Regions from separate parts of the Homo sapiens genome. Here region 1 is linked to region 2. The links are chromatin loops, found by intact Hi-C in ENCODE. Cell type or tissue: IMR-90. All regions are shown on one strand. Links, peaks and the distances in the headings refer to the core of each region. The heading gives the core; the rest is flanking DNA.

Region 1 (2,917 bases), core at 162-2,661, 50 kb before region 2:
TTTCTTTTCTTTTTTTTTTTTTTGTCGTTGTTGTTTTTACCTCACTTACTTCTAATATATGCAGCATAAGTACAATTTCTCTCCATCTCTGTGGCGAAGATAGTCTTTTACCTTTCTGTCAAACCAGTCGTACTGTGCATCCAAATGCTGTTGGCTGAAAAAGTATTTTTTGCTATCAGGCTTTAGTGTTCAGTAGCTTAAATGGTCTAATGTTGGCAAGCTCTTTATAAACTGTTAAGAAACACCCTACTCAAAAACAGACAAACTCCCGTAGACTGATGAGCGGTACGCCCTGCATCAAAGTATCGTATGCAAATCTGTGATTATTGGCAGTGTCATCTCTGAGAAACAGATAAATAAAGTTTATTTACGATAGATAGATAGATAGATAGATGGATAGATAGATAGATAGATAACTCAAGCGTCAAACACCCCATGGGCAGCAATATTACACCCCAGGCTAAACCCAGCGGCTTAAATCATACCACTTTGTGGACTCATTACCAGTAGAGACAGGATGAAGTCAGAATAGTGAACCAACTCTGAATGATAGGAGGTAGGTGGTGTTAATTCCCAGTACAGGTAGAAGACTGAGACGCCTGTTGGGTGCCGGGGTCTTGGAGCCAAAATCAAGAGATGAATTCAAGTTACAACTTACTGCCCTCTCGCTGTGAGACCTTGGCCATATGTATATGCCTGTGGACCTTCCAGTCTGTATAATGACTATGTTGTGAGGATTTACAAATTATAAGCCATGTAAAGACCTTGATGGTGATGTGTAGTAAGTACTTGAAAAATATGACCTGCTATTTATCCGTTTTGGGTACTAATAAATCTAACCCTGAATCTGCTAACAACTTGATAATTTGGGGGGTGCCCCCAGTGGAATTTACAAAACTTGAATTCACGACCCCATCTGGAAGTCCTCAGTTAAAATATCATTTCATTGTGCAGCATTGGGTAGTTTCTTCATCTGTAAAATGCAGATAAAAATATGCTGTTGGTGCTTAACTCATATCTTGGAACGTACTAAGTATTTAATGAAAATTACCTGTTAGTGGTAAAGCTTTTTGTGAATCCTGACTTCTTTTGAGTTGACAGTAGTTATGAGTATACCAAGGCGCTATTTGGTGCAGGAGAGGCTGAAGTCTTGCTGGCTGTGATCACAGGGATATATACCAGTTTTGAAGTAACGGCAACATAAGGTAGTCTCCATTCACTGAGTAAAGAGGATATTATCTGAATATGCAGTGGGAGGATTGTGTAGGAGAGCAGCAAATGGAGTACAAGAATTTGGGTAAGTTTTGAGGAAAGGCGGGAACTGCACCTGGTAAAACCGTAGTCGGCAGGATTCGAACCTGCGCGGGGAAACCCCAATGGATTTCAAGTCCATCGCCTTAACCACTCGGCCACGACTACCTACCTACGCCATCGCTGACGGCTGGGGTGAACTTATAATGGTTGAGTGGAGCGCTCGGAAATAGTTGGTCTTCAGTCTCGTCAGGGCCTCTGCTCACGAACGAAAGAGCTCATTCAGAGCACATCAATAACCAGAACATAGTGCATAGTGTTGCAATTCAACACAGGACTCCTAGACAAGCGACTCAAAGTTTCTGGGCGCTGGAGCTTGCCCGCTAGCTGCTGAAATCCGCGGACACCACGTTCACACCTAATTCTCACGAACCCGCAGAAAGGGAGTATTGAATTGAGAGTCCAAGCAACCTCAAGCCTCTGAATACCCATGGGAGAAGCAACGGGAATTAAATGAAGGCACGAGAGTGGGGGGTCATCTGCGTTTACGTACAGTTAAAATCTAAATCAGGAGCTTCTTCGATGACATTCAACTGACTTACTCTTCCGAAGGAACGGCTAAAACCGGACTGGAGCGGGCGTGCTAGCTGAGGAGGGAGCTTGTTTCTGTCCTAACTGGAAAAGATGACTCTGAAGAGGTCTCTGACTCTTCAGGTAAATATAATTCCCGTCAGTTCTGGTGAAGGACGCGAGACCATTCCCAAGAGCCAAGGCCTTCAGCCACCCGAGCCCGGGGAAAAGGAAGAACTCAGAACACAGGTTTCCAAATATCTTAGGGAGAGTCCAGCACAGAAAAACGCAAAAAGATGGAAACAAGTAAATGTCAGGATAAATCTAGCTAAATTAATAAGGTTGATTCTTGCTTCAGATACTACAGTATTGTCAGAGTGGAAAAATAAGGGGTAGACTTGAATCAGATTCCTTTTTAGACAAAAGTTAGGGGGAAAGTCTCGGAATTCTGGGAATGGAAGTGAGTCGGCCCCGCAGATACAAAGGGAAAGTGACCTCCATGACCGAGGCCGGCAATGTCTCTGATAGTGAAAGCGCGCCCACATTTGTTTTTCCCTCTAAAATAGTAAGAAATGTGTTCCCTTCGTTGGACTCTTGCAAATATTATTTGGTCTTATTACTGGGGCATTTGCTATATCTTCAATTTAGGTTAGAAACGGTTTGTAACCTTTGAAACAGTAAATTTATTTTCAAGTTATTTGTCCCTGGGCAGTCTTCGCAAAGTTTTGTCCTCTTACAGCAGCTTGTGCACCACCTGGGAACTTAGGAGAAATGCAAATTCTTGGGCTTGAACTCAGATCTCAGAATCAGAAACTGGAGTGGTGTGGTTCGTGTGGGGGGCGGGCGGGGCGCGGGGGAAGAGGAGGGTGTCTAGCAGTCTGTTTTAACAAGCCATCCTTCCGGTCGCGGAGGCTCACGCCTGTAATCCCAGCACTTTGGGAGGCTAAGGCGGGTGGATCATGAGGTCAGGAGATCGAGACCATCCTGGCTAACATGATGGAACCCCGTCTCTAATAAAAATACAAAAAAATTAGCCGGGCGTGGCGGCACGCGCCTGTAGTCCCAGCTACTAGGGAGGCTGAGGTAGGAGAATCTC
Region 2 (2,917 bases), core at 241-2,740:
TTGAAGTGATTCTCCTGCCTCAGCCTCCCGAGTAGCTGGGACTACAGGTGCATGCCATCACACCCGGTTAATTTTTGTATTTTTAGTAGAGACGGGATTTCATTCACCATGTTGGTCAGACTGGTCTTGAACTCCTGACCTCGTGATCCGACCCCTCGGCCTCCCAAAGTGCTGGGATTACAGATGTGAGCCACTATGCCTGGCCGTTAGATTTATTGTCAAACTTTAAATTTTTTGCTGCTATTGGGAATGGAATATTTTAATTTTAATTTCCACTTATGCATATACACATTTTGGATATGGTCAGTAAAGAAAAGAAGAAACAGACAAATGATGTTCAATTATAGCTGAAAGTGAGCATCTATGTATTATTTCAAATGTGAGGTAGAGTGACTGAAGAAATAATTGTGCATAACTCTGCTGCACAATAATATCAATATCAATATTTTACATTTTAAACACTAACATTTAAATAACATAATGGTAATAATTAAAAATTAAATTAAAATGTTGATTAACATTTCAGATTTATTTTATATGCAAGAAGGGTATTCCTTGATTACAGACTTCAACGGTGGCTTCACAGAAAAGCTGATTTAACATTCAGAATTCAACGCACTTCTTCAATTTCTTCTTCCTTTAACTTATACTTTTCAAAATAACCAAATATAATGCAAAATAAGTAAGCTGCATAAATCACGTAATGAGTAATACAAAAGGTAAGTTGACAGTGGAGAAACTTAATAGACATCATCTTAATTCATCACAGTTAACATACGAGTATCAGTACGAATTAACATCATGTGCCACTGGATTTGAAGAATGGTAAAGGACCTTGCTTCACTTCTGTGGTATTGCTGCCAAAATAATCTGAATATAACTCGGAGGAAATAGCAGACAAATTCAAATTGAGGGATTGAGGGGGCTGACCTACCTTTTTTTTTTTTTTTTTTTTTTTTTTTTTTTTTTTTTTGAGACAGAGTCTCGCTATGTTGCCCAGGCTGGAGTGCAGTGGTGCAATCTTGGCTCACTGTAACCTCCACCTCCCGGGTTCAAGCGATTCTCCTGCCTCAGCCTCCCGAGTAGCTGGGATTACAGGCGCGCGCCACCACGCCTGGCTAAGTTTTGTATTTTTAGTGGAGACGGGTTTCGCCATGTTGGCCAGGCTGGTCTTGAACTGGCCTCAAGCGATCCGCCCACCTCGACATCCCAAAGTGCTGGGATTAGAGGCGTAAGCCACCGCGCCCAGCCCTACTTCTCCAAGTGAGACATATTTGTGAACACAAAGATGAGAGACACCTTATGAATATAAACATTCGTTTTCTTCCCGGGCGCAATTCCGTGAGGGAAATTCGAGGCAGGGGGTTCGAAGACAGGAAATGAGGCAGCATCGCCAAAACCTGCGTTTTGCTCATAGAGAATATTGCTTATTTTTAGGCAAATAAGAAGTAATGTTGGGATCACTGGCACGCTGGGAACCCAGTGGCAGTAGAGGTTTGAATGAGCGAGGCATCTGGACAAGTCAAGTCAAGAAGTTTGCACCCTTGTGGTAAGAAATGGGTGGTAAGGATTTCCTTGTTAGGTAATTTCACACTGCCAAACAGATGGGTTAAGTTAGCTCACTGGGAGCAAAAACCACCCCGTAGTCGGCAGGATTCGAACCTGCGCGGGGAGACCCCAATGGATTTCTAGTCCATCGCCTTAACCACTCGGCCACGACTACAGCTGTGGAACTTCACCCTTTGATAGATTGGTGAAATGACGTGTCAGGTGACGTGTGCAAACTTCTGTCTTTGGTGAGTTTTTTTGGAAATGCTAAGGTGAAATGAGAATTCTAGGAAAGGAAGTCAGGCTATCCTTGGTAATTGAGCGCCCTGCAATTAGAGAGAGTCCTCATCGCACAAGCATTAACGTTTCCAGCAAATATCCAGTCAGTCGAATAACATCCAGCGAGCGCCTGCCTGCCCCGGGACCGGCCAGGCTTCTGTACTCGCCATAGCTGGCACCAAACCCAGCCGGTACCGACGGGGAGTCATGGCCAACTCTCCTCTGATCCGGGGTGTTCGGACTTCCAGGAGCCCAAAGCTCCTCGGTGAACGACGGTGTTCGTAGGGGATTCCAGGCACGGAATCGCTTCCGCTGATTTGTGTCTTAGGTGGAGGGAGCGAAAAATTATGTGGAAAAGTCTCCTCTGTGTCCCTTCGTTGTGACATTAAGTCTTTTAGGCTCAGAATCTGGTTTGAGTTTTGGCCGACACAAGGGCTTCCCGCGTTGCTCTAAATTTAGTCAACTTAGCAAGTTTTCTTTTTCTCCCTCTTACATTTTGACCTTAATATCTCAATAACAGTGTTTTCCTAAGACCTGAGAGTGATTTTGTCTACCCTGCTTAGAGAATCTTAATCTAATTTTCTAAAGAAGAAAGAGAGGTAGAGGAAGAGGAGAAAAGGGAGAGTGGGCAGAGGAGGAGAAGAGAACGATGACAGAGGGGTCTATTGTGACATCTGAACGGAGGAGAGGAGAGGGGTGAAGAGAAGAGTGAAGGCAGGGTAAGGGGGAGTGAAGAAATATTGCTTTGCTATGGAAATATTAATAAAACCAACTATAAGAAATCCCATGGTTTAACGAAAGGGAGTCTGCTCTGAGGGGAGTATTAAGCTGAGTTTGGAGTAAGAGAACCAGATTCCGTATTTAACTGAGGAGTCTGTTATTTAAACTTTCTTGTTAAAATGAGTATCAGTCACATAAACCTCCTTTAAAAATCGTGTCAAGTTATGAAATGACTAAATACAAATTTAAAGGAAAATATAAGTTGTGATAGAAGGTGTTTCCATAGTCATATCATATGCCTTTTATTTGGTCTACACATTTTAACAAGCATATAACATTTTAATTAGATTCCTTCAGAACTCTAGTTTGA

Evidence for each region. Hi-C counts contacts between places; a loop is a spot of excess contacts. Peaks named below come from ENCODE experiments on the same cell type or tissue, not always from the same donor. Only the 100,000 strongest peaks of a DNase experiment are listed, where the experiment ranks them.
Region 1: a loop joins it to region 2, with 5 times the contacts of the local background. A loop is called at or near these places in 6 of 110 quality-filtered maps.

The regions. Positions count from the first base shown.
Region 1 is chr6:27,544,191-27,547,107 of GRCh38, reverse strand. TRS-TGA2-1 (tRNA-Ser (anticodon TGA) 2-1) reads right to left here and starts at 1,419; the gene lies at 1,338-1,419. RefSeq lists a silencer at 1,272-1,401 and enhancers at 1,502-1,551, 1,572-1,711. In IMR-90, for the core only: no CTCF peak of the experiment used is centred there; a DNase peak (open chromatin) is centred at 1,367; H3K4me3 peaks cover 1,520 bases.
Region 2 is chr6:27,494,620-27,497,536 of GRCh38, reverse strand. It overlaps TRS-AGA2-3 (tRNA-Ser (anticodon AGA) 2-3), which reads right to left and starts at 1,723; the gene lies at 1,642-1,723. RefSeq lists an enhancer at 807-1,307 and a silencer at 1,553-1,752. In IMR-90, for the core only: a CTCF peak has its summit at 1,540; a DNase peak (open chromatin) is centred at 1,646; H3K4me3 peaks cover 1,433 bases; H3K27ac peaks cover 206 bases.